Regions from separate parts of the Mus musculus genome. Here regions 2, 3, 4, 5, 6 and 7 are each linked to region 1. The links are chromatin loops, found by intact Hi-C in ENCODE. Cell type or tissue: left cerebral cortex. All regions are shown on one strand.

Region 1 (4,000 bases):
GCTTACATGAGCAGACAAACTCCAGCCTGGTGCCACAAAAAAATGAGTTAAAAGTTCTTGCACCTAATCATGTCCGGACTTTCCCCCAACTAAAATGACCCATTAATTAAAACAACAACGACGACGACAAAGTATTTTAACGTGAAATTACCTAACGTTCCGTTTTTCGTTTACGACCTCCAGAATCCAGTTAAATTACTGACATGATGGAAGGTAGAAACTCCTGGAATGCCTTAGAGATCAACATGTGTCAGACTCTCTGCCTGTCCGCCTTTTAAACACAGTGGATTCCTTTGTTCCTTCAGTCTGAATATCAACTCCTGATTAAAATTTGGAAAGTACTTTGGAAAGGGATAGGAGGGTCTGGGGAATGTTTGCACGCTAGAGGGTTTCTTCTAACAACAATAGTATTAAAGGAGGACAGTGGCACCAGAGAGGAGAGCGGTCTCCCCGGACTTTACCAGGCTCATGCGAGTGAACCCCCTCTCGGATGCTGGGGGAACTGGGCTGAGGCCTCGGGTGCAAGGAGCCTCGCCCTCCCTCGGCAAGCGGGGAGCTCGTGCCCAGCAGGCCGGGCCTGGGGCTCAGTGCTGCCCCTTCTCCGAGTCACTTTTCCCGGCCGGGGATCGGCGAGCACCGCGCAAGGGAGACGGCAGCGATAGGCGGGGAGCAGCGCGGGCGCCACCGAGAGCACCGCTGGGCGGCAGGACCGAGCGGCGCGGCAGCCAGCGCCCGGGGCTCGGGGCCAACGGGGGCAGCTGGGCGGGCGAGCTCGACCGGGGCCCCGCGACCCGGCCACCCGCGTGGGTCCCGGCGCAGAACACCCAGGGCGGCTGCGCCCCTCGCGCCAAGGCTGGCACGGACGAGCCCGCGGCTGGGAACTCCACAACTTGGCGGCTGCGCCGGCCGGGCCCGCGAGTTCCAGGGGAGAGCCGGAGCGGGGCGCGGCGGAGGGCTGTCCCCGGGATCCGTGTTCCCGGAGCTCCCCGCGGGCCTCCCCCGGCCTCCGCCGCCTCCACGGGCCGCGCACCCAGGCCGTGCCCGGGCGGCGCGGCGTCCGCTCCCGCGAGCTCCGCACGGAGCCCGGGCCGCGATTGCCACTCACCGAGGCCGCCGCGGCTCCGGGCCGCCGATCCGCGTCGCTCCCTCCTTCCCAGGTTAGCCGTGCCCTGCGGCCGCGCGAGGCCACGGGCGCTGCGCTCGGGCGGGCTGGGGCCGGCTCGTCCTCCGCCTGCGCCGCGGTCGCCGTCGCCTCCCGAGTTCGGGGCTCTGCTGCAATGTCTGCGAGGCTGACTTTGAGCGCCTCGCTCGCCGCCCGCCCGCCGCAGCCGCGCTCCTCCCTCCGCCGCCGACTTCGCGGCGGCCGGGTCCCTCCCCTCGCTGCTCCACGCCATTCAGCTCTTCAGCCAAGTTTCTTAACCCTTTTCTGCCCCTCCCTCCCATTGTCACCCGGGCCGAGCGCGCACCCGGAGGCTCGGCGGAGCCGGGGAGCCCACCGGGCGTCTGCAGGCCTCCTCGCCGGTGCTCCGGGTGGGGGTCCGGGACTGATCGGCCTTGAAGGCAGAGAGAGGACGCGGTTGGACCCGGAGAAGGAGGGGGTGCTGTGCTTCCCGAGCCGGCGCCCTGGCTTCCCAGCCCCGTCCAGCCAGCCGCCTGGACAGATTCCCCGCTAGGGGCCAGGCGATCGCCCATGTCACCCGTGCCGGGGCAAACGCTGGGGGCACCACAGGGGCGTCGGGGCACCTTAATCCTACCCCAGGTTCCCCAGCCTACGTGCTGGCACCTTAAGTGTCTCCCTTTCTCCCGTTTCACCCCACAAACACGCGTTCTTTTGGCGCCCTTTACCCACCCTCAATTTCCACCTCCTTAAAATCTGTGTCCCGCTCAAATCCCGGAAGCTGCGGCGCTGTATAACTCTAGGTCATTTTGACCCCATGCTCAGCACCTAGTAGGACCCAGTGATAAATATGGCATGATTCCAAGCGGAAAACTGGAAAGGAGACCTGAGGAGTGCACAGCTAGCTCCCTAGACGGACGCAGGACCCAGGAACCTGGTTTCTCTTCTGCTGCTTTGTCACTGCGAAGTCTCCAGCAGGGTCTGCCCGCCAAACTGCACCACCCCCAGGAAGGATCTGACCCAACAGGACTAGGAGATGGGCTGTCACTTCTTTAAAGCAGCTCTTGCTGGGTTCAGAGTCTCAATAAATAACAATTACATCATATAGCCAGGGTGGCAATGCAGGGAAACTTGGGTTTCCTGCAGCCTGGTCTCGCTGAACCCGCCTCTAAATTTGAGGTGGGCTAACAGATTGGTGAGGCGAGAAAGTGGAGGGAGGAGAGAAAAATAAGAAACCATGATCTCTTCCTCGCCTTGTGTTTTCTGCTTTTAAAACCTATTCTCTCTACTCCCTTCATATCTTACTTGTGAAGCCTCCTTTTAACGCTCCCCCTACCCCAGATGTCTCTGTCTCGTTTGTTTTTGACTCTAGTCATGAAAAGAATTACCTGCGGGAAGACTTGTGGTTGCAGAAGTTGTTTTTGTTTGACATTAAAAAAAAAAAAAAAAGGCTAAAGTACATCTTCGATTCACCCTAAACTCTGAAGTGCTATCCCTGCCTTAAAATACTTACTAAGACAATTTTGTGGATGAAGCTTTCTACTCTCATATGTTTTCATATCCTTAAGAATTTCGGTAGCATTTGGAAGCAGTTATTGATGCACACCAAAACCAAAAATTATCCAAGTGACCCAACCGTATTCTTTACTGTTATATAATAGCTCTATAGCTATTTTTCGGATTTTTCAAATGAAAAACGTCTGGGGTATCTTCCCAATCTTTAAAGTAAAGGCAATTTTTCAAATCAATTCTTAATAAAGCTATATTCTAGCACAGTCCTGAGCACATGCAGGAAATATTTTCCTTAATGGCGATGATGGTGCATTTTAAAATACTTATTATCTGTCCTCCTAGTGACTCACCTATGCAATCTGTTGTCATCTAAGGTAGTGTCAATCTCATGTAACAGCATAGCACTCGCATATGCCGCAGTTCAAAATCTGCTTAAAGCAAATTAGTAAAGGCAGCATTAATCCCAGGCATCATTACCTGTCCGGCATCATTTATCCGGGATTGACAAAAAGCAAATAATTGCAAATTAAATGACCAGCATAATTGTAACTTATTAGCTCTTTAGTTTTTTTTTTTTTTGTAAATATTATACAAAGACATTCTAAATGTATCCCAATTTAATGTGCCATTTTTTTAAATTCAATGTCAGTTTTATTAAAAGGCATCGTTGTGGTAGACTATAGCAGATTCAACAAATGCTTTCATTTAGCCAAGGTGGTACTGGCCTGTAATCCCAACTACTGGGAGGCTGAGACAGGAAGTGGGAAGGTGGAGGTCTTCTAGAACGTTTTAGCAAGTGCAAGGATGAAGTTCCAAAAGGAGACCCAGTTTTGTAAAACTGAGATAAGGATGAAGCAAAGAGATACTAATGAGTGTAAGGCAATGGGTTCAAGCCCCTGCAACACACACACACACACACACACACACACACACACACACACACACACCGTATTTCAAGCTTCTCTTACCAGTAGGCAAACATTTCCTTCTCTTTTGATTGGCAGTTTCTTCTCTGGAACACATTGAGAGTCCAGATAGCTTGTCACAATTAATATAAAGGTAAGCTAAGTAATAAATGGCCTGTAGGAGAGTGAAGCTCCCATGGAGGGCTGCAGTGACAGACGTGGAGACAGATATTTGAGCCCACTCAAGTGTCACTCTGAAAAACATTCTCACTTTTTAAGGAGGTTTTAGATCTCCGAGATTGCCCCAGCAAGCTAAATCTCGTTTGTTCTGCTTGCCCAGTATCAGTGCTAAAACTCCAACAGCTATATATTAGACGATATACCAAAGCAGACCACCCCCACCCAATGTAATAAGTAAAATCCTGGACTCTTCTTGATAACACACGTGTGTTGAATGAACTGCATA
Region 2 (4,000 bases), 83 kb before region 1:
AGAAGACTACTGCGCCGTGAACAGAGGACGAACTCCAGCATCCTACAATATATTTCTAAGGCTCCAGCCCTTTCACCATGACCAAGAAAAATGACTAAGTGTAAAGCTTATTTATATAGTGTAGACAATGAGATTGTCACAGTATAAACATGGAGTAAAGTACCTCACTGGCCAGTGGAATTTTTCATAGCAGAATAAGCATACACGTTCTCCTTTCTCTGATGTTGCATAACATACACTCTGGTTACCATATAACATACCCATTAACTATTTACAAATCATCTTGAGAAAAAATAACCATTTAGAATTTTAGGTAATTAAGAAATAATGTCCATTTGTAATATATATAAAAAAAATCTTAGAAACAACTTCAAGTATGTATAACAATTCCAAATAAACTTCTTCCTACTTAACTGCTGAGTACACAGTAAGTTTTTGATAAGTCAGTTGTTAACCTGGCTCAAAACTGAAAAACAAAAAATATTGCCTGGAGGAGGAACTGTGGGCTATAAACAAATGAACTTAAAAACCAACCTGTTTCAAGACTGAAATTCCACGTGGCTCAATTATATATTAAGTTCTTTCAAGACAATGTCAGTATTTACTTTTAATGCCTGTTTAAAATGAATTGATCCGTGAAGTGACTGTGCAGGTCCTGTCATGGATTGATAAGTGCCCTTTGATTTGGTTTCAGGTAATCTGAGTTTGATGTCTTTCTTGGGTTGAATCTGTTAACTCCATAAACACTGCTGTGCAGAGGACAGTTTGACTAGCAGGTAAGGATGTATTCAAGAAGTTTCCCAACCGTCCTGGGATCACCTGAGTTTGCTAAGTGGCCCTGTTATTCCACCCCTAAGGCTAATTAAGTTAATCTTACTAATTAGAGCAAATAAATAATCACAGATTTTCCTGAGATGTTGACCCAGATAGGAAAGTTGTCCCCTCTACCCAATTTTTTTTTTTTGTCATAAAAAGTATTCCGAACCCGATTTCCAAAGATATAATAGTAAGATTGGAACTATGATATTGCAAATTTTGAGTGGATATGTGACTGTATTGGGGGAAAAGTATAGGCATCAGATAGTTACTTTAAAGTCTCATGTTCTGGAAAAGTCCTAAGCCACAGTTTTCAAACATCAGTGTGCGGAAGAAGCACATACAGAACATGTCAGGATACAGGCGGAAGGAGGACGCCCGGGTCCACTTGGAGACGGTGTTCTGTAGACCTGAGATGCTGCCTAGGAGTCTGCATTTAAATAACTGTTCCAGAGACTCATGTGATAGTCAGATGAATGCAGTGTCTCTGTCCAGAATTAAGAAATCCTGGTTGTAAAGTCACGGGTCCCACAGGAGTGGTGAGGATCAACTTTCAAAAGAGACGGTAAAAACCATCCAAAGAAAACCCATTTCTGCTTTTGTTAAAAACGATTTCTAAGTAGTCAATTGTCCAGGAAACAGCCTGAAGGTGAGTGAAGATTTCCTTCTCTAATTTTGAAAAAGGAGGAGTATTAATTTAGTAAAGTAGTCAAAATATAAAAAAATGGAAATCTGCCTTTTATTTTTAAGGATCTATTAAACTCCCCTCTATTGTAATCAATTGTTACTAAATAGTAAAAGGTTTAAAGAAATATATATATTGAAAAGGTCTGGGGTGGGGCAGACTCATTGGGAACCGCAAAACCCCTTCCAAGAGTTAAAAAGAATTTTGTTTAGCAAAAGTGAAAAAATGTAAGCATTGCTTTTTCTTACTTTTAGACTGATGAGGTGTGAATCAGCACAAGGCTTCTGGGTTTTTTTTTTTTTCCTAATTTGGTTATCTTCCAAATAGCTAACAGTTTGGATGTTACAAACACGTTATGTAGGCTGGCTTCTGAGATGGGAAATGAACAACCCTAATAAAGACAGCAAGTTGCATCAATCCACTACTGGTGAAGTTGTGCATTTTAATGTATGCCTCTTATTTACGATTATAAAAACAGGTTCATTCGTAGGCTAGTCACAGTTGTTATCTGATGCATACAGAAATAGTAAACAACCAACCTCGAGTTCAATTGTTTCCTCATGACATCTAATGTTAAGCAAAAATTAGTATGCATATTTAAACATCACCAGTGACCAATACTTTCAAAAGGAAGGAGTTTCAGTTATACCATGCTTTTCTCAAATCATGCTCTTATTTATACAGATCTCAAGTTCATACTGACTAAATTTTAAAAAGACCCAAAGTGGTATGGCAGGTACACATTTATTCTGACTCTTTTTTTATGGTGAGCGCGTTTCCCAGAAGTCCATACACTTCTCCATTTGTACTGTGTGGGCGAGAAGCATTATTTCCCATATGGCTATTGTACGGGCTTCTTAGATTAAAGAAAGAAGCTTTAGTTTCTGCAGCGGGAAGTAGCTCTTCTTTGACTGTAACCTGTGAGAGACTCTCGGCTGACGCAGGCTCCCTCCAGATGTCTTTGTCCTGGGTTTCTTGTGTGGTAACAGAATTGCCCCCTCCCTTCTGGAGCATGTAATAGAGGATCGGATTAGTTTTGGTCAGTCTTGGAGAGTCTTTTTCGTATTCATTCTTATCCATATCTGCGATGACCCACTTAATGGGTCCCTTCTCACCGGGCACGGAACATCCATTCAAAAGCCCAGGTTCTGGTCTGGACCCCACACAGCCCAAGTGCTCTGGGAAAGGAGGGCTCAGAGGGGTCTTTACCATTCCCGGGTATGAAAATGTCCTATGATCCGTCACACAACTGCCAGGCTGCGGGGAACTATACATCAGTCCATTTAAAGAAGAAATGCCGAATTCAGGTTTGCTGCCGGGCGCGTTGTTTTTGTGTCCTTTCTTTTTCGTGTCGGGGACAGAGTCACTCCTGTGTGGGGACAGATCTCGCACACAGTTCTCGGAGAGCAGCAGCTGCTTGAGAACATTGAAGCTTTTGCTCTCTCTGGCCCAACTCCTGTGGTCACCATCGCTGGCTGAACTATGCCCAGCAGGGTATTTATAATCGAGCTCATTCCTGCTAAACTTCAGCTCTTCCTGATGAAGCAACGACCCGTAGAGTACTTCCGGGCCGCTGTGATGATTGGCAGTATCTACGGCAGTATTTTTCATCTTTTTAAATGGATTCTCCAGTGGTTCCGTATACAGCTTCCTTTTCTTCGGGACCATGCAGATGTTCTTCGACTCCAGGGTTGGCAGCTCACTGTTTCTGTGACTCTTGTCCTGCTCATCTGCCGGGTAACTCTCTTGATTCTGTCTCAGCAAGCGACTCAACAGCCCGTTCTTTGAGAAAGAGAAATCCTGAGGTGAAGCAGGCTCGGATTTAAAGTCCTCCGACACTGGTAAGGCCGCTGTGCTCCTGTGGATGGCGGGAGTCACACCTAAGAAGGGGGCGCTCTTGGCATCGTGGTTTAAGGGCAGGTTTGTGTTGTGGGTCTGGAAGTCGTCACAAGGCTCGGATTTAATCTTCACCATGAGTATCTGTTCATTTGCAGCCCTCTCCGAATGCTCCTGAGGAGCCTCGTCTCGTGCGGGGGTTTTCTCTTTCTTCTCATTCTTCCCTTTGCTGGAATTTCCCAGGAGCAACTGAAGGACAGTCCGTCTTTCCAAGAGATTTTCTATCTCACAACCAGGAAGTCCCGGCTCAGGCCCGGCAGGCTGACTGCTGAAGGCTTTGCTCTCTTCAGCCGCATTGGTTTTATTTGAGAGCAGAGGGCTGTTTAATCTATCAATCAGACCGAGAGGTTTGTCTGGGTTTCCACTTAACAGCTGTTTGCAGGGTCTCTGCTCTTCCCCTGGCCCGGAAGACTGCAATCCGCACTGAGCCAAATTTTGTAACAGTTTACTGGCACTGAACGTGGCGGAATTTTGTGCACCTTCACTCGGGGCTGGTTTCTCGGCTTGGGACTCTTTGCCTTTCGTGAGGTCCATCAGGTGGCTAGGCGCGGTGTTCGTGAGCTTGGAAGCGGGAGTACTGCAGGCATACGGCGGGGAATTCCA
Region 3 (4,000 bases), 640 kb after region 1:
TATTAGAAATATTGTTCTTTTCTCAATTGAAAAAGTAGATTTGGGGTTTGCCCTTAGCTTATTTGATGCTCACAAAGTAGAGTACCAAAGACTGGTGCATTAATTCTATGCCAGATTTCTTGGTTTATAGTCCCAGTGTGTAAGTAGTCTAGGATGCAGGGCTCAGCCTACATCTACCAAGGACCTTTGTGATGCACCACACATGGCAGAAGGTGTGTGTATGTGTGTGAGACGCGCGTGCACAAGATGTGACAAGAGAGGAAGGATTTTGTTTGTTCATAATACTCTTTTGATATTCACTCATTATTAATTAATTCACGATGGTAGAATTTTTATACCTTATTCACCTTTCCTGAGGCCTCAATTCCCAATCCTGTCACCGTGGACCTTAAGTCAGTATGCCCTGAGAAATCCTCAGATTATATCATGAGTAAACACTTGATTTGTATTTCATATAATTTTTCACCGAATATCAATCATGTAATGTAGTAGGGTACGAGTTCATATGCAATATTCTGTGACTCTACAGTTCCAGCTACCAGGTCTTTCAAAGCCTCTAAATACACGACAAAGGTCTAAATACATGAGCAGCAAAGCTGACAGATACGCAAATTCTCAAAAACGGGCTTTTGTACTAATTTATGTTAATTCACAAATTTCTGCTCTCCAATTATTCCAATTACAATCTTTTTAAAAAAGAAACACATATAAGTTAACCTACAAATAAGTTATCTCAAAATCATATACTTGGACAATTGACAGTGTGCCAAAAATCATTGAATGAGTAAGAAATCTTCAGAAATGAGCTGGAAATTAAATCTCTAGGTGGGCTATTAAACTTTTATCTACTAGGTAGGTACTAAAGATTTTAAAACTAAGACTAAATAATGAAACTCTGGGGAATTATTGTACTACCAAATTCCTGAAGTTAAAGTTGAATATCTGGCAATAGATTTAAAAAAAAACCATTGTAATAGTTTTTTCACATTAATTTTTAACTTTTTAAAAGCAGTGGTCCTGAAGATCAAATGTGTAGCTATGTGCTTCCATGCTTACTACTAGTGAGCAGTATCTCAAATCTCAGGTAATTTTTGTACTTTTGAATGGAAGAAAATGACCTTGTAAAACTCTCTCCCCTGTGGAGAATCACAAAGCTACTCTGTGAATGAGAAGTTACAGCGCTGAGGTCTCTAACTGTGGAAACGTAGCTCTGAGGTCCATTCTCAGACACGTGCTCTCCGGGTCTGTGTTCTCATAAACAGCATGTGCTCTGGAATTCTTGCAGTATCCATAAAATTCCTCACCTCCAATCATTTCACAACCTTTGTAGTCAAGGATTTAGGACCATGAATGAAGTCAAAATTTAAAATTTGTCAAACGAACATGACAAATACAAGGAAGGAATCACAAAAGAGGGTTGAAGACATCCCAAAGGAAGATTAGATGTGGTTATAAAGTACAAAGAGTTATTACAAGACTTTTTCCGAGTTATTATGATGATATAAGACCTGGTATTTCTTGGATTCTTTACCAAGCCTGCTTTTCTTGCCGTGGATTAAATTACAGTCTAACTTGTATGTGCACTGTATTATTGTATTTGTAACCCTGTGCTCATTAATCTACCCTCCCCTGGGTCTCGGTCTTACTCTGTCCCTAGTTTAGCTGGTGCAATTGAAGATATTTTACTTCCAGGTTTCTTACTTACTGTTAGGCTTTTCCTCCAATTCCGTTTACAGTAGACTATTCCACATACGGTAGTTAATCGTTTGTTTAATTTGGCAACAGGGATATTAGAATTATGCATCATCTAGGCAGTGATTCTTTCATAATGTTGTTTGCCTTATGTCTATTCATTTAGATTCTCTTCAGTAAATAAACCTTAAATCCCCAGTCTAGCAGTGACTGTCACACATTCCAGTGCATGAAATAAACACAGAATGTCAGTCCTGATGTATGTAACGAATAGTTGAGAAAAGTACAGTCCAGAAGGACTTCTAACAGCGTTCTGCTTATTTGACTTTTTTCTTCCAGCAGGTTCATGGCTTGTGAAATTCCTAGAAAGGCTTGGGTGACATAGGAAATAGCTGGAGTTCTGGGCCCGCCCAGGTTTTGGGACATTACAGGTATGGAAGGACGTTGATTGTTTTGGAGACCGTTAGACAGGAAGGTGATCTGGTATACCGTCCTATGGCTCTAGCCTCGACTGGGGGTCGGGGGGTCGCAATGTCAGAGTTTAGCAAGAGCCTTAAATGGTGCACAGTAACCTGCAGGATGGGCGGTTCTGGCCGTCCAGCCCGCGCGCTGAGAGGAGCTTAGACGGAGGGCGGGGCCCACCAGGGGGCGGGGCAGCAACACAGCCCCTCCTTCCGCTCCCGCGGGTCACAATGTAGGGTTAGGACGGGTGGGGCGGGGCAGAGCGGGGGCGGGGCAGGAGGGCGGGGCGGGGGCGGTGACCGCGGCGAGGGAGGGGCTGGAGGCGGAGTCGCGGCGGCCGGAGGACAGCGCCATTCCGGGTGGCCGCTCCCTCCGTCCGCTTGCCGCCGGCCCGCAGTGGTCCCCCCGGAGCGGTCAGGCGAAGCTGAGTGCGAACGCGTGACGCGGCCCGGCTTGATCGTGCTCTCCGTCGCCTGCGCCCATGGGCCGGGCCGCCGCGGCTCAGCGGCGCTGAGGATCGGGGCGCAGAGGACCTGAGGCGGCCGCGGTGGCGCTCTCCGGTAGCGTCTCGCCGCTTGCCCGCGGGGCCCGCGTTCGCCCGCCGCCATCGCCTTCGCGCCCGGCTGGCGGGGGCGCCGTCCTCCCGGGCCGTCCGCGTCGCTGCCCCGGGCCCGGTAGAGCGCGACAGGCGGGGCCGCCGCGGGGGCCATGACCGTGGAGCAGAATGTGCTGCAGCAGAGCGCGGCGCAGAAGGTGAGGCGCGGGCTGGTCGCCGCTCCTCGACGGGCCGCGTGGCCTCCCGGCCGGCCGGGCCACTCCGGGAGCGTCGCGCTCGGTCCCGCGGGGCTGCGTGCGGAGCGGGGTGTGCAGTAGTGAGAGGCTTCGCGTCCACTCCCTTCTGCGGATTGCTCTCCCAGAACCGACGGCGCCGCGTCCCCAGAGTGACCCCCGCATTCCTCCAGTACTCACTCTGCCAGGCTTTGTAATTAAACTTTCTTCTCCTTCGCTTCCTTTTCCAGTCCCTTTTCTTCTGCAAGAATGTCACTTGTCACCCCTTTTGGACAGTTTCTCTTTCGGAGGTCTTATTGTGCCAGGCCTGCTGTTCTGGGGAAAAAAAAACCGGACCTCCCCAAAACGAATTACCTGTCTTCCAGGGCAGGTACATCGCATCGACCCAGGGTGGAATCTGTACAAGTAGAGTGTTTGGTTGGTTATTCTTTCTTTTCTTTATTTTATTCTCTCTTGGATCTAGAAAGTATCTCGCGCGTAAGGAGACCTTTATGGCTGTTACTCAAATCTTTTGTCCCCTAAGTTTGACCTTGCTCTCTTGTTCGTTCTTTACTCTAGCATCAGTTTCACGCAGAGTTAGGGGGGTCATCACATATTGTTTCTCGAACAGTATCTTGCTAGTTCTAGGTTTTACTTTAAGAATCTTTAAAAGCTCCAGCATAGCTTGCTCCATGTCCTGAAGAGCAGACGGTCATTACTTGTTCTGCCCTCCCCCCTCCCCCCTTATTGGTGTGAAAAGCATTTTGAGCACCGGGGAAATGTTGGCTTAGTTGAATTCTAATTGTAGGAGCAATTAGGTATACAGTGAACAGCCAGAGCCTCCTTTGGCTCATCGGTGTGAGTAATGGATGCCACACCCTGCTGTAGTTTTGACACTAGGTACTTGCTGTAAAGCCTACCTGTGCTTGTCTTTAAAGTGAGGCCTGTTGTACTAAAAAATAGACCAATACCTTCAAACAGCCCCCCCCCCCCGTTTTTTTCTTTTTGTCATTAAAATAGTTTTAGCATTTTATGTTCCTTGAGATAACCAAAGATGTCAGAGAATGTTGGAAAGTAG
Region 4 (4,000 bases), 74 kb before region 1:
ACTTACAAGCATAAAATTATCTTTTAGATCTTTCTTATGAGAGGAATTTTGCTGGTTCTTTAGTATGTAGTAGAAAAAGAGTATTCTGAGAGAATTCTAAAAAAATAAAATATGAAAACATTTATGGAATCTTGATCATATGGTTAAGATAGAAATTTCAACATGGAATGCTTTAGTGAAACACATATCAATGTTTGAATTATAAGAGTATATTTTCAAAAGGGGTTGCAAGTAGTTCACATGTGAGCAGTTTATGAATGAGCATAATGTTCATTCTTTGAAGTAGCTAGATTATTTCCAAAGCAATGTTTTATATTCTCCATTACTTTTGGTTTAAGATACATAATAAAGACTACTATCCAGTTGCTTTTAGATTCAGTATCTGTAATGACACATAGCATGCTATTTAAAATAAGTCTAAGCAAGGACTTCCAATTGTTCCCATGAAAATTTGCCAGTTTCTTCATAGGCAAGTCATAACTACCTGAGTATTAAATCTCAAGAAATTTCTGCACAGAAGTGTTAATGAACATGTGGACCTTTGGCTCTAGCTCATACAGGAAGGCTCAAGGATTCCTTCCTGTGCCTGTCAACAGCAGCTCCTTTGACAGCTCTGTCTACTGTGGATTACACTTCAGGTCCCTTGAGGGGCTTCCCTGACAAAGAGTTTTACAAAGTACATCAGAGTTTCATGAAGTATTAATAGAAAACGTAGCAAGAACATCCCAGAGTCCTGTCCACTGACCACTTCATCCAGAGGGAGGAAAGCACTTCTCTGACCAAGCGTGAGTGAGAAATCAGGATAGAAAATCTCAACAATTTCACAGAGCAAGACAGGGCAATCTTCTGGGATATGGGACCTAACCCTTTACTAAGGAGCAAGGACCACAGCGATTGCCCTACTATAAATTGAACATGAGGATGCTGCTGGGAATAAAAACTTAAAGAGAGAAGAAGGCTCATTCCTTTGCAGCTCTTACACAGGGCAGGGATGACAACTGCAAGGTGGAGTAGATGCCTAGAATGCAGTTCTGAGTAAACTCCTAACTTCTTTTCAAAATGTGCATCTTTTCATAGAAGCTGAAAGCCAAGATAACTTTCTTTGCAGTGCTATCGTCATCTGAAGATCGGCGTGTGGCTGGAGGATTAATGGAAATAGGCATAGGGACACACACACACACACACACACACACACACACACACACACACACACAAAGAACTTATTTAAGTCAGTTTGCTCAAATGAGATGCTCACCCTCTGCAATTAAAATTTAAAAGCTCCGTCCACCCCCAGGAGGGTTCACACTTTATATAAATGCATCCACTAACACTCACATTTCTCCCTATTGAAAATGGAGGGGGGGGTCTTCAGGGCTGCCCTGGCTCCTAACTTGCAGATCCACACCTTTAGCCTGCTTGTAAGGGGCTTGCACAGGTTTAAATCAGTCACTTAAATCTCCCATTTAAAAAAGCATCACTGGGAGGCATAGCTTCTTGACTATCTCAGGTGTTTATTATGGGCTGGACTTAACTCCATGATTCCGAGCATCTTGTTAAATTGTAATTGACAAAAAACACACTTTTGACCAGAAGGATATGCTCTCATATAAGTGTACCAAAGACACAAGTTTTGTGGTGAATTCTAGAGAAAAGAAATGGTTTTTGAAGTCCACTCAATCCCTTACAAATTATTTCTTTTCATGAATTTCATTTTCTGAAAGTCCCAATATCTTAAACCTGTGTTTATTTAAAAGGTGAAGATGAACTTATACTATACTGGATCTTCATTTGTTTTTCATAATGGTTATATACTAAATAAAATGCCAGAAAATACTCAGGATCTTTGAGTACCCAGATAAATGCAAGAGAAACGACAGGCCGATTCTGGGGACAGAAATGAGTCTCTTCATGTAATAAAATTCAGAATTATATTCAGAAGATTGAAAATCAGAAAACAGTCACTAACAAACTCCTTTGGTAGCACATTTCTTTTCTTTTTTAAAGTCTAGATCCATAATAACATAGGGATAGCTTTTAGGTTTTCCTTAGCATTTCTTCAGGGTAACTTGAGACCATTCAATGTCTGTTTCCCAGTCTCTAACAGAACGATGACTACCACTTAAACCAAAGCCCTTTCTCTTGGAATTGCCTATCTGTAACATGTATGCACAGGGGCATCTTTTTTGAGACTGGTGTATAATTTCTATTGAAGTCAACTACAGTTTCTCCACCTTAAAATAGAGTTGACATACAGACAGAAGCCCAAGGTCAAGGTCACAGATCAGCAAGAAAGATTACCAAGAGAACTGATGTAACAGCTGGCGTTTGATCAAAGCTCCCAGGGTTCCTAGCACACGCCACAGACATTTTGCCTTTACTCACAGGAAACACTCTGGCTTAAAAATATTCCTTTCATCTTGAGAACAAAATCTTCATATATTTCTTTCATTAAAAATCATGATTCTACTAAATATACTGCCTCAGCTCCAGGCCAGCTCTCTGCATCTCAGAATTGTGAATTTTACCTATGCAGATGCAGATGCATACACGTTTGTGTTTTTGTTTGTTATAACTCATCTTCTTCATGATAATTTTGAATGTAAACTTCATTTGCATATCCCCAAACAGACCCTGCTCCCTTACAAATCCAATCCAAATGAAATTGAATTTAATTCAGTTTCACAGTATCTCAGACCGTGCCTAGATTTCACTGTTGAGTAGTCGTTCTATAGGAACGTCTTGTAATATTTCCACCACACTTTCTACCATATATCTGGGAAGAAAATTTAGTTATCAACAATTGCTACAAAAGTGCTTTATAATGAAATTATTATCAAAGGTGCACTTATCTAACAAAATCACGAACATGCAAAGAACAAGTGCAAAAGAACATGCACGGACAGATCTGTAAACTAATTTCAAATTGTGATGTCGGCTTCTGATGCAAGCTTAATGTAGCTGGGCATGGTGGCATACGCTTTAAATCCTAGCACTCTGGATGGAGAGGTACAGCTGGGTCTCTCTGTGAGTTCAAGGCCAGCATGTTCTGGATTCCAAATTCAAGGCCAGCCAAAACTACATAATGAAGACTGTTTTAAGAAAGTCGAAAGGGGGGACTTAATATATAAATTATTTAATTATTTTTTGAAATCACCATCTATTTCTGCCAAAAGATGCAAGTTACATTAATGAGTTCTTCTAGAAGACCAGTCATACCCGTTACAAACCACACCACGGAAGCTGTCTTAGTGGGGGCACTTATCAGTTAACCAAGTGTTGGTCCTTTTCTCATATGGCCTAGGTCAAAGTTCTGAGTCACTGTGAACAGACCATAATTTTCCAAAAATGGTAAACACAATGCACCCTTGCTCTTTCGAGCGCTGGCCCAGAACACAAGCAGGTTTAGGTTAAAAGTTTCACTAGGATCTGTAAGACCGATACCACTACAGACATCTGTGGACAGACAGGCACGCATAGTGAGGACACCTGTAACCGGGAGCATTTAACAAACCTGAAATCGGTGATAACCACAGCACAAGGATACAATATACAGACTGTTCTTGGGAAAGTTCTGCATCTTTAAATATTAGCACGTACCCTTGTCCTTCAACTGGTAAGTGGAAGATATTGTCATACCATTATTAGGCTACCTTAAGTGGATTCCTATTTATTTAAGAAATTGCTATGCATACTTTCCTCTGACCTCTTTCTGGCCCATCTGTGCATATGACCTAGTGCTTGAAGCGATCTCTAGTTGCAGCCAGGAGCTGCTAATCTGAGACAGCTTTGTGGCTATTCCAGTTTAAGTCTCTGCCATGGGGGTGGCTTGTGGATAGCCCTCACCATGACACCTGCCACCGGGAAGTAGATTTAGACAGGGTCCGGGATAGGAAGGGGGCATTTAGAAGAGCACCCTGGTGAGCTGCCAGAGGAACAGGAGGAGCGGTGGTGTAAGGGACCTGAGTGGGGCTTTTGTGACTTCACACACTGGGCTGAGAAT
Region 5 (4,000 bases), 400 kb after region 1:
ACAGTGGAAAGAAGAAGAAGAAGAAGAAGAAGAAGAAGAAGAAGAAGAAGAAGAAGAAGAAGAAGAAGAAGAAGAAGAAGAAGAAGAAGAAAAGAAGTAGTCCCGTTTGATGCCAATGGTGTTATAGACAGCATTTTTGCAGGGTGAGTTTAGAAATATTTTCTCAGGACAGATTATAGCTATGAAACATAACTAGTTTTCCTTCCTCCCTCTTCTGTGCTCCCTTCTCCCTCCTTCTTTCTCCTCTTCCTCTTTCTCCTCCTCTTCATTTCTTCCTCCTCTCCCTACTAAAAGAGCTTTCGTCTCATCTTCAAGCCATACTTTACCAACACACACTGTGACAGACACTGGCATGGCCTGCTATGAGGGGTCGGTTTTGATATCCTTGTGGTCATCTCTTCTAAGGCAAGTCTTGTGAATGAAGGGACCCAAAACATCCAACTTGGGAATGCTTTTGCGGTCAATAAACATTCACGGATATACTGTTTTGAGGACAACTTTTACTCTGTGAATCCTATTCCTGTCCCATTACCTCATGTCTCCCGCTCTTCCTTCTTGGATGTTCTATCAGAGCATCCGGACCTTCAGCTGCCTGTGGCCCATTGGAGTTGCTTCTCTGATGGTGTTTCCCAGCACCTACTGTGACCTGCCACCTTTTCAACTTCAGGATTTGTTTCTGAAGCAGTAAGGATAAGGCTGAGTTTGGAACTCAGTTACATTGCTTAAAAGGACTTCGTGAACAAACCTAGTCACTCGATTTAAGGAAGCCAGGCTCCTCTGACTAAGCAAGAGGGAAATGACCTATTTTAAACTCAAGTCCTGAAAATGGCCACTTCTCATTCCAAAGTAGGGGAGCTGAAGGTGAATCAGAGGGGGAAAAAAATGAATGCTCTCCACATAACCTTTCCATTAAAGCAATGGAGAGAGACCTTGGGTAATGCCTTTCAACATATTCACAAGAAGACAAAGGGTATTTGTCTATGTAGTGCTCTGTAAGAGATCCCTTGACAATTGAGAGCGTTTCTAAAGGTGTAAGGGAAAATGTCTTTATGCAGATTTGTAACGAATTCTTCTCAAATTTTCTCCTTCTCTTTTTCATGTTTCATTTCTAGTTCTGATGATCATCTATGAACTATCCCCCTCCCCAAATATAAATGGAGACTGGTGTTTCCACACAACTGAGATTGAAATTAAAAGTGAAAAGTAAGCAAAGCTAGCCAAGGCCCTGGACTCAAAGAAATGGAATTCACTCTTTGTAAGCTTTAAATGAAGAAATGTTAATGGCGGCAACGCTCTTGATGGAGACCCGGGCACAGTTTCAAGACTTACCCTGGCTCTGGCAACATTGGCCACCTCTTAGATGAAGGGGCGAGGGAACATTACCGGAACACCGTTAGAAGTGTGATGGAGAAAAGAGTTTCCAGGTGCAGCTTTGGAGGTTTAAAGCAGCCACACAAGATGCAGAGCTAACACAGGGGAGGAACAGAAAATTCATATCATGGCTTCTTGTGCCTTCAGTTCATCGATCATCTGCCAGTTTATCCCAGGGGCCACAAGTAATCAGTAACCTGCTAGCAGGTTTAGGATTGCAGAGGCTTCCTGAGGCACAGAACAGAGAAGATGCCACCTCTGAGGGAGAATTTGGAGTGGAGAGAAAGGCATACCCAACATCAAACTTCCTCTTTGATTAAGGAGTAAGATGAACTCAACATAGGGTCTGTATACAAACCGGCTTTGGGAGAGACAAGTGCTATAGACAGAATGGTCTTGCCCTTAGCTCCTACACTGAGTGTGACTGCCCCCTGGAGACGAGGTTCACTAGGGTGTGCGGAACAGCATGTTGTTTCTGAAATCCACGACATGGGTTTTATTCTTGTGAAGTATTAAGATGATTGAAGCTTAATTGCATGTTGTTGGGAGGCAGAATTCGGGGATTGACTACGAACAGAGCGTATCGTCAGGATGGAGCTGTCGCAATTCAATATTGGTGACTTTTAAAGAAGAGGGAGGGAAGGAGAAAAGGAAACACACAGTCTTAGACAGACAGACAGGCAGACAGACAGACACACACACACACACACACACACACACTCACATATACATACCAAGGTTGGGGAGGAGAGATTCACTCATGCATGCGTGAACTTCCTTCCTTGCTATGCCATGCCACACACCACCTTAGGACTCTGCCAGTAAAATGACTACCAGTGTATTCAGACCCCTTGTTCTTCTGTCTCCAGATCTGTGACCCAAAATAGTCTCTATTTTACCTAGACTCTGGAATTTAACAACAGAGGGGGGGGGAAACAGACAAAGTTTAACACCTGGTCAAGGTGAATGTTAAAGTGGGAGGTGCTGGCAATAGCGTAGTCTCAGAAGATGAGGGAAGATCCATTGTCTTGCTCATCATTCCTCTGTCCCCTCTGCCTCTCACTAGAGACCTGGCCCCACCTCCACTGCATAGGAGGGAGGTGACCATCAGCAAGCTAGGAAAGAGCCTTCTTCCAGAAACTGCATTAGCCAGCAATGTTACTTTGGACTTTCCAACCTTCAGAGCTAGAAAATAAAATAGAATTCCTGGTACCGATGTTTTTTTTACTACAGAAGCATAAATATAGACAGATAAGACAATCAGGGCTTTCTGTCATCCAGACTTCGATATTAGGACTTAATTTCTCACTTAACATTGTCTGGTTTAAAGGGTGTGTGCCATAGTTTCTACAACACAGGTTTCTATAAAAGTCACAGCTTTTCTTGCATAGCTTGTTTCTTATACTGTCTTCCAATCTGAAAAATTCTCATACATGATGTCTTTCTCTAGTATCTGTATTTTCTTATGGTATAGTAATAAGACATAAGCCAGGCCCTGTAAGTTTAATGTTTCCTAAACTCTACTCGGATTGAATCCTGAGTCATTTTTTTTCCCCACTGTATTTTCCAGTTGTGGGTTGTCTCTTTAGCTGGGTATGGTGTTTAATTTCTACTCACAATTAAATTTCGAAAATCACATCTTTCCATTTTAAGTATTGTTTTCATGAAGATTTCTGTTGTCAGGATAAAACACCAAGACCAAAAGCAACTTGGGAAGTCAAGGGATTAGTTTAGCTTACAGCTTTCAGGTGATACTCCACTCCTGAGGGAAGTCAGGACAGAACTCAAGTCAAAAACCTGGAGGCAGAAATTCATGCAGAGGCCATAGAGAAGTGTTACTACCTTGTTGCCCATGGCTTGCTCAGCCTCCATTCTTACAGCATCTAGGACCACCCGCCCAGGAGTGATATTGCCCATAGAGTTGGAGCCACTAACATTTGTCACCAATCAGGAGAAAGTTCCAGAGGCTTTCCCACAGACCAATCTCTGCTGGTGGCACAGTCTCCGTTGAGGTTTCTTCCTCCTAAATCTTATGCCAAGTTGACATAGAACTCCCAGACCAACTGTTTTTGCAAATTTTAAATTTAAAATAAATTCTGTCTGGTCAATTTTTGCAGTCCATATTCATTGCTCCCATACTTGCTGCCTTTCTTTTAAAAGAAGCTCTAAATATGGGGCATTCTTATCCGTGCTAAATTCAGTAATTCTACTATCTGTAATCCTTGCGAGTGTGTGCTTCCTATTGGAGTTGGTGGTTTTATTTCCTGATGCATTTTATACTTTTCTTGTTCTTCCGAGGTTAGGCTTGCTGAGACTTCTGTGGGGCTATTCTGAGTCCTAGACTGAGAGAGTACTTCTCCAGCGAATACCACCCACCAGCTGGCACAACCAATCAGCTGGCAAAATAAATTCAGAGTATAGACCCAAATCAGGGTCAATATGTGTTCGAAAATCTCTTTGGAGAAAGAGCTTTTGACTTGTGAGTTTGTTTTGTGTTCTGTTTTGTGTTTTTTCCAAATCAAGGTAGATTTTCTATACTAGGAAACGAACCACTTAAGAATACACTCAGTGGAATTTTGTAAATCAGCCTTACAGAAGGGTCACCACCATCTGAATACACTTCCAGTAT
Region 6 (4,000 bases), 590 kb before region 1:
CAAATAAATAATTTAACCATCCTGTAAAATAAAATATATAAAGATATATGAAATGCTTTCTTTGTAGATGAATTTTGAGTCCAAATATTGTTAGCCAAGTAACTCAAGTGGAACCAATCCATATTAGACCACTTATGGCGAATGTGGCTGCCAGACTAATCTCTCTTAAAGACGGAATTTATTAAGCCACTCTCTTTGAATTTATCAAAACCCATTTTATACTTTAATGCATCAAATCTAAACTTTATTGCCAGGCTTTCAAAAATTCGTCCAATTGGCCCATTCTTTTCCAGCCAAACATTTCTTGCTAGAACCCTCAATTCACCCTCTGCTTAAAGGATAGGAGCTCCTTGTCTACATTTTTTTGTCCAACGAAGGCCCCTTTTCTGTACCTTCTCTTTGGTTGCGCAGTGAAGTTAAGGTTCTGGGAATCACATGAAATACAGTTCTCTAGATCTTCTCCTCCACAAATCTAGCTCACTGTCGCCAGCCCCTCAGTGCTCGTTTCCATTGGGCCATTGCTCTGGGTAACACAGCTCCCATGTTTGAACTTCTTCACGGCTTTGGTTAATCATCACTTAATTTAGCTGATAATTAAATTCTGACTTTTATTGCACATTATTATTTATGTGAAATAAGTGATATATCCAATTAAAATCTGGGCTCAGTGGAAAGAGACTTTCTTATAGTTCTGTGTCTGAATGCTGCTAAGTGCAGTATTGCACACAGTGTGAATAACTTCTTTTTAATTGATGAGTTAGTTGATTAAAATAAGCAACTTCACATGCCTACATTATGAATCTAGTATGCATATTATCTAACTTATGTGCTATGTGTTGTCTTAGATTGTAATTATAATTTTGGCTTCTAAAGTCTAATCAGATTTTTGTTACAAAACATGAAATATCCGTTCATGTTCTAAAGTATAAAGAATATTTCATTATCCAAAACTGTGTTTAACCATGGTGTTTCTTTCAGTTTGCATTATTTAAGGAACAGGGATGCATCACCAATGAGTAAACATTCTGGTAGGGGAGAATTCCCCGTGTACCATCATAGCATCTGATCAGTCCTCAAGGCCGACACCTTGCAAGAATAGATCTAGTTTCTATGGAGACGTCGCATCAGTCTTCTATTATTGTGAGAAAAGCAAGTCAGTTTGTTTAATCCCCTTAAAAGAGTATAAGATTAACCTCCAGTGCCTTTAGATAATCATCGTTTGCGTTAGTTTTCAAATACCACAATCCTAAACAAGTGACTAAAGAAGTGTGTGTTGTTCAGGGTTTCATCTTTTGCTGACCATAGTGCTACTGTGCATCTTCAGAAACAAAAACACCTGCTTCTTCTTAAAGGACCAGAGTGTGCTGTGCTCACGTGTCTCTTGTGTGTCTTCTAGAGTTGTGTCATACAGAGTACGTCCAGGAAAATGGAATAAGCATTTAGCTGGCAGGGTTCACTTCCTGTTCAAGATTTAATATGAGTGAACATACATGAAATTAATTTAATTATTATCTGTTTTATGGAGCCTGTTCATCATATTTATGTTTGAGTTTCCAGGAGCATAAAGACTTTGTGTGGGAGTGTTTCCTTTAGAGCAAAGGATCAAATGTATTTGGGGTTTTGAGCCATGAAATGTTTAGTGACCAGCAGGTGTCTCTGTTACACAGCAAAGAAGGCTTTTTAACTTGACCCTATTTCACACCTAAGATCCCTTTTCAATTTCCACAGTTATTTGTTCTACTTTTTATGAAGAATCCTTGTTCTTCTTAAGTCCTTTGTACCAAATCTCTGTTTCTTTTACGTGTGGCATCTAAAATTACTTCTTAATATCTAACCTTCACCCTGCATCTTTGTTTATCAGGTATCAACTTTTAGGATGGAAGGTAGATCAAGATCTTTATTGAGAAACCCTAAGCAGTGAAACGACTGCAAGGCCACACAATTAAATTAAATAAAATGTGTGCATCAAATAAATGCAGCATTGCCCTGTAAAGGAACAGTGAGGCAGCTTGGCACTGTTTCTCTCTCTTTACTAAAAGGCTTAGGAACTAAAAGCTGTAAACAAGAGCTAAGCAACTACAGCTCCTCTCTACCTCCCCACTACACACACACACCACCACACTTTCTCTATGTTGTGTTGACAGTATCTCACTATGTAGCGCAGGCTGGCCTCCAACCCAGCATCTTCTCCTTCAGTTTACCACGTTCTAATAGTACGGGCTTGTGTCACCATGGTTGGCAATGATGTTTTTGTAAACATGCATAATTATATGATTTTTAAATATTTAAATTATATATGTATACATACATATATATACATATATATATACATACACATATATGGAGAAAAGTCTAGTAATACTATATTCAAGTCTTTTTTGCAGACTGTGAGGAGAGGGCCACACTCTAGTTGTCAATAGCATCAACTACTTGCATGTAATTGTCCCAGAGTTTTTCCATTTTAATGATTTTTCTCTTTTTTTTTTTTTTTTTTTTTTTTTTTTTTTTTTTTTTTTTTTTTTTGCTGTTATTGTTCAAGGTTTCCCAAGAGATCCACTTGTGTTTATTCTTTGGAGGAGAGCAGAGTGATTTGTGTGTATGTATCTGTGCTAGAGCTTTTGTATAATTCTGTTCTCTTAACTTTGGCCATGTGCTTTGTTTGTATATGTTCTTGTTTGTGTGAACAGATATTCAGGCTGCTTTAAGGTTTATGAATTATGCTTTGAAAATTATTGGATAAGAATCATCCCCATCAGGATAGAAGTCATTGGAGACATTGGATGGCTCAAGTCTCTGCTTACCTCATGAATTTATACTTTCTCTATGTGGGAGAAATGATCCCATTGCTTATTGGATTTCCAAGAGAATATGAAAATATAAGAAGCTAAGTAGCATGTGTTGCATTTTGCAACTGCTGGTAGTAATGTTTGATAGTATTGATGAACTTCCATAAATAAAATTGCCAATTTTCCTGCATTTAATTTGTTGTCTGCCTTTTGTAACTATTACCTGGCTGTTGAAACACACCATGTAAGGGCTTTTATGAGAGCAAATGTGGGGTTGTGATAAGCAGTTCACATGAACCAATGCAATACCTTGGAAGCTGAAGGTTAGCGACTGCTGATATATGACCCGTAGCTGTCCAGGTGTCTTACTAATTCAAACAGCTATTTGTGGAGAATAAATGTAATTTTGAGCTTTCATGCTCTTGCTGGCATGCTAAGAATGATCAAATTTATACAAAATTTCTTAGTCCACCAGAATGTCTACAGGAAGTCACAGCTGAACACGCTTTGAGGTTGAGTACAATGTTAGTGAGGTAAGGGAGACGGGAGATGGGAGACGGGGCTTCTAGAACAGTTAGCTTTGTTCTCGTTCTATCTCGAGGCATGTAGGCCATACAATTAACTCCATTTAATCATTTGTCAGGCAGATACTGTAAGATAACTGGGTTGACGTTTGTGTACAGATCCATGAATCCTACCACCTAGACAAGTACGTATTTACATCATTTCATATGACAGACAGAGTTTTATATGCAATGCACGATTCAGGAATTTTGAAATAAATCCCTCCTATTCTTATAAAATACAGTATGGACTAAGGCTATGTAAACAAATATATATAGGCAGTGTGAGTGGCACTCAAAACCACTTAAACCCAGGAGTCACTGCCGAGTCACAGCCGTTTAAAATATTTAAGAGCCAATTTAGGAGGCACTCTTAAATCTCTTTGTCTTAAGATCATATAAAAAGCTACTATTCCACAGAAATTATTTCTCCTCCTTAAGAATTTTGAGTTTACACCTCTCCTGATCATATTGAATAAAATCATGTGAATAGTTTGAAATGTTATAACATTTAAAGTAGCTAAAGAAAGTTTGATTTCCGTGTGCTTGTATGTCATATTACTTACCGTTGGTTAATTTTTTTTTCTTTTAAGTAGGAAGGCTGAAAGCATAATGAAGGAGTGTGTGTATGTGTGGTGTGTGTGTATGTGG
Region 7 (4,000 bases), 53 kb before region 1:
GAAAGGGCGCATGTTAAATATTCCTGGAGTGTCACAATATGTCATACAATCAAACAGATCCCAGCCCTACCTTTCTTTCACAGCAGTGGTGCCAAGCACAGGTATACCGACCGACGGAGCAATCAATTTGTTCTGCAGCCAGTAAGGCTTTCATAGCATACTAATGCAAAACCTCTCTTCTTTCTCCTTTGCCTTGACTCCCCAGTGCCCGGGTCCCGACCAATACAAGGAGGAGGGCGGTATGTCTTCTGCTGAGATAACCACAACTACTAATCAAGTGTACACGCACAAGGGCACAGGATTAAACCTCCACCAAGACCGAGTCAGGCTTTGAGAACAGCTCAACACATGCCCGGCGTAGGCAAACCATCATTTTACACATGAGTGCACACACAAACACACACATATACAACACCCCATATTTTATCATTCTTCAATTTTTATCCTCAGAGGGATAAAATGTCCCACTGTTCCACTGAGGGCTTCTACCTGACAGCATGCAAAACAATTGTTTTTTCCACTCCTGAGAACCATGATCTGTTGTGTGTTACAAATGCTCACTGTTTTCAAAAAGGAGACATTCTTACAAATTGGGCTATCTATCCAGTATATAACTCACAGATAGAACTTTCAAGTGATATGATAGGGTTAATAGACTCAGCATGGATTCTTCTGATTTTACACTTAAAATGGAATAGCTCAAACCTACTATCAAAAAAGAGCGTGTGCCTTGCTAATAACAATGAAAGAATTTCCATTTATCTCGAAGCTATTACACTAAGTATAATTCCATGCCATTTGAAAATATGCTCAGGTCTCAGAAGTGCTTTAAAGAGTATCTGTAACACTTTAGAGTCTGGAGGCACAGGCGGGTATTTGATCTCTTAAACCTAGAGTTTTCAGGTTCTCTTTAATTAGCCATTTATAGTTGCCATTGACTTATTTTTCTTTTATTCAACACACAAAAGCCATGCCAGTCATTGGAGAGCGGGATGACAGAAGGGAAACACTTTTTATACCAACACACATTACCTCATTTTAATTTGTCTGCCTTCGTGTGTGAATACCTTGAGAAGCCCTGCTAGCCAAAGGGCGGCAAACTAAACTATAATTAAGAGCAGAATAGAACACTCGTCTAACTGAACAAACTTCATTAGGAAGCTTCCCCAAGCACGTCTATTTTCATGTAAACAAATGCTCTGGCACAGTTAAAACACAGCTTAGTGCGTTCTTTCTGCGCCCTTCCTTTGCACCCCACACTCTCCTAAAAAAAAAAAAAAAAACCTCAGGAGCAATAATTAAGAAATAGGGAATGCAGTGAAGTATTGCAGGAATGTTTAATCAATACTGATACCTTTGTCCTTGACATGCGGACCATGTCACCAGGCTACTGTCATGTGATATCATGTCATTTCTCCACCTGGCTCCTGACCTTGTCCTCTAAATGACCTAAAGCTTCCCTAAAGTAGCAGGAGGCCCCTCCCCGCTGTCTCAGCAAGGTCGAATGGGTCAGCTTGTCCTCATCTATAATCCACCACCATTTGTCAGCAGGGAGGCTGGAGGAGGCAGGCTTGCTACAAGAGGAGAATGCCCAATTAGGCAGCTGTCACACAAAGCATAGGCTGCAAAATTATCCCCTGTCAAAAGAAAGAGCAGCTGCGGGTGCCAATTACAGCAACCTTTCAACCCTTTAGGTACTGGAAACTACACACAAGTAAATGAAGAACAATTAGCGATAACAAATCGATGAATTAGGACAGTAAATTAGAACGAGTAGCAGGTGAGCTTGGGTCATACATGACATTTAGGGCATACCAGACTCCAGGCAAGGGCAAAGCTCACTGCCTGGCGCCATGTCCCTGCATATAGAGTCCCTTCTACTATGTCTCTTGGCAAACCTGAAATCCTTTTCGATATCTGTACCTAAAACTATGTGTCTTGATGTAAGAGTCCTTTTTCTTTTCATGGACTCAAAACAAATGTTTCTTGACAGGAAGAAAATCCCTCCCAAGAACAGGTCTAGTAAATTCTAGGTAGTTCTTATACAATCTACTGTGTTATCCACTCCAACTTAAAAATGTTAAGTGTAGCTTACAGAATCCAAACTACCTGTTAAAATACTCACACTGAAACTACTATACATCTTTACACACTAGTTGGCCAGATTCCCATTAGCTCCTATTTGCAGAAAAGCAATGGGGTCTGAATTCTGAGGAAATTCTTCTGCCAATATCATCAAACTCAAATCAAGTTTCTCGGCCCAAATGTGATTTTCTCTCACATAAAGAAATAACAATTTTAATGGTTTATATCTAATACCTATAAATATAACAATCATAAAATTAATTAATCTTTCATTATTGGGCCCCAGGGTCATGCATGAAGTCCAAGCAGAAGACATTGACTCTCCTGGAGTCTATCTCATTGAGCTACTGGCCCACAGCAGAGCAAACCCAACATGGCTGTGAAGTATTCATGGGTCTGGTGTTATTAGCCTTAGCATGTCAACTGCCCTCAGAAACAAATTTTGGAAGGTCCATTTTAAATCCGTGTCAATTCTTGGAAACTTGAAAGACCTGATCTGGATCCGCTGTTGATTTGAAAGAAACAGGGGCTAATGAGTTCAGTGAGGCATCTCCATCGGAAGTGGGTGTGTCAGGGGGGAGAGAGAGAAGGTATCAGGCCCTACGCACCTCCCTCCTATACAGTATAAATGAATCACAGCCGCCAGAGGGTCAGCCCTAGTTCTTCCAGCCATTTGATAAAATTTCCAGGAGCCGTGTCTCCGAGAGAAAACTCCATTAAAAGTTTATCTCAGGATTACATTTATAAATTATGTTTTGTCTCAAAACATAAACCAGACTCTTGGACAAATTTTCCTTATTTTAGAGTGCAACCCCGCAATGTCAGACATGGAGAATGCAAAGAAAGGGCAAGGAGATGGGGAGGAAGGAGTTAATGCCTTTAGAATTCGGTTTCCATCATACATGGGTGACTATCTCTTTAAATAATTTAAATCCTCTCCATCAACTACAAAGCTGTTTTGAAGCCATTTAGCTTTCTTCTTTACATGTGTTCTAATTAAGAAATGACCTTGTCATCACGCACACCAGAAATCCGGGATTATTTCCTACAGCAAAAAATTCACAAAGCCTCCCCCCCCCCCAAAAAAAAAAGAGAGTAGAGGTGGGGGGAGGGGAGAGAGACTTCTTCCCCAGTTCCCTCACTGAGGAAGTTGTTGGTTGGCTGAATGCTGAAGCAGTTCCACCGCATAATTTTTTTTCTGTTGTTGTTGAATGTCACAGGGCGGGTTAGAGTGACCTTGAGCTGCATCAGCGGCTCAGCAAGGGTCGAGATGCCTGCAGGCGCCCTTGTACTGGATTTGCAAGACAAAAACCTTCAAACTGGCTGAAGGACATCTTAAATCTCTTCAAAGGTTTCCCGAACTAATCTGGGCTGCTCTTAGCAGGATCAGCGCCAGTATGAGAAGCAAAATTAAAAACAAGGTCTTTGACAGGATGCTGTCTCCTCTTAACCCTTCCAGAGCAGAACAGAAGACGTTACAAGCACTCTGGAGAGATGGCTTACCTAGAAGCACTCTTTCATAACAAATTATGTAAGCAAGAAATCACAAAAAGAAGGGAGGGGGGAACTATTAGTCCTCAAAAGTAAACATTCCTTCCGTTTTATTTATAATGAATTCAAGCTGGGTATTTTTTTTTTCCTTGACTATACTTTAGTGTCATGGTGATAAACCTGAAAACTACAGCTATATCTTAGATTTGCAGCACTGTAAAAATCAAATCACTCCATCGACACGAATCTAGGACTTTCAGTGTTTGAAAAATAAGCTCTGGGCTGGTTAAATCGAAGACCAGGTACGATTGCATATACCTTGCTAAAGTGACAATCAAATAGTATCATGTGACTAGAAACAGACCTGAGAAGGACCTGAGAAGAACCTGGTAAAGCTAGCTCAGTGCTGTTTGCTGGGAGAGGC

The links. Hi-C counts contacts between places; a loop is a spot of excess contacts. Peaks named below come from ENCODE experiments on the same cell type or tissue, not always from the same donor. Only the 100,000 strongest peaks of a DNase experiment are listed, where the experiment ranks them.
Region 2: it touches region 1 in a loop (2.5-fold over the local background); 9 of 42 quality-filtered maps call a loop at or near these places.
Region 3: a loop joins it to region 1, with 8 times the contacts of the local background. A loop is called at or near these places in 5 of 42 quality-filtered maps.
Region 4: a loop joins it to region 1, with 2.1 times the contacts of the local background. A loop is called at or near these places in 9 of 42 quality-filtered maps.
Region 5: a loop joins it to region 1, with 2.9 times the contacts of the local background. A loop is called at or near these places in 17 of 42 quality-filtered maps.
Region 6: it touches region 1 in a loop (6-fold over the local background); 15 of 42 quality-filtered maps call a loop at or near these places.
Region 7: it touches region 1 in a loop (2.1-fold over the local background); 6 of 42 quality-filtered maps call a loop at or near these places.

Annotation. Positions count from the first base shown.
Region 1 is chr16:76,371,767-76,375,766 of GRCm38, forward strand. It overlaps Nrip1 (nuclear receptor interacting protein 1), which reads right to left and starts at 1,283. Exons shown (of 4, transcript NM_173440.3): 1 at 1,106-1,283. In left cerebral cortex, CTCF peaks have their summits at 643 and 1,660; DNase peaks (open chromatin) are centred at 618, 937, 1,460 and 2,104; H3K4me3 peaks cover 2,846 bases; H3K27ac peaks cover 2,549 bases.
Region 2 is chr16:76,288,937-76,292,936 of GRCm38, forward strand. Nrip1 (nuclear receptor interacting protein 1) reads right to left here. Exons shown (of 4, transcript NM_173440.3): 4 at 1-4,000. The coding sequence ends at 2,246. Among named protein-coding and RNA genes, the nearest start is that of Gm30569, 9.8 kb to the right of the region's middle. In left cerebral cortex, no CTCF peak of the experiment used is centred here; a DNase peak (open chromatin) is centred at 2,375.
Region 3 is chr16:77,011,234-77,015,233 of GRCm38, forward strand. It overlaps Usp25 (ubiquitin specific peptidase 25), which reads left to right and starts at 2,836. Exons shown (of 24, transcript NM_013918.2): 1 at 2,836-2,907. The coding sequence starts at 2,863. In left cerebral cortex, a CTCF peak has its summit at 2,323 (motif pointing right); DNase peaks (open chromatin) are centred at 2,406 and 3,071; H3K4me3 peaks cover 1,992 bases; H3K27ac peaks cover 994 bases.
Region 4 is chr16:76,297,402-76,301,401 of GRCm38, forward strand. The region is part of intron 3 of Nrip1 (nuclear receptor interacting protein 1); the gene reads right to left. Gm30569 (a long non-coding RNA gene) reads left to right here and starts at 3,320. Exons shown (of 3, transcript XR_876166.3): 1 at 3,320-3,613. In left cerebral cortex, no CTCF peak of the experiment used is centred here; DNase peaks (open chromatin) are centred at 2,374 and 3,916.
Region 5 is chr16:76,767,016-76,771,015 of GRCm38, forward strand. The region is part of intron 1 of Gm30790 (predicted gene, 30790); the gene reads right to left. Among named protein-coding and RNA genes, the nearest start is that of Gm30790, 10 kb to the right of the region's middle. In left cerebral cortex, a CTCF peak has its summit at 1,807 (motif pointing left); DNase peaks (open chromatin) are centred at 1,801 and 3,707.
Region 6 is chr16:75,777,817-75,781,816 of GRCm38, forward strand. No RefSeq gene overlaps it. Among named protein-coding and RNA genes, the nearest start is that of Hspa13, 13 kb to the left of the region's middle. In left cerebral cortex, a CTCF peak has its summit at 1,649 (motif pointing right); a DNase peak (open chromatin) is centred at 1,633.
Region 7 is chr16:76,318,452-76,322,451 of GRCm38, forward strand. The region is part of intron 3 of Nrip1 (nuclear receptor interacting protein 1); the gene reads right to left. Among named protein-coding and RNA genes, the nearest start is that of Gm30569, 20 kb to the left of the region's middle. In left cerebral cortex, no CTCF peak of the experiment used is centred here; DNase peaks (open chromatin) are centred at 1,535 and 3,397; H3K4me3 peaks cover 578 bases; H3K27ac peaks cover 1,221 bases.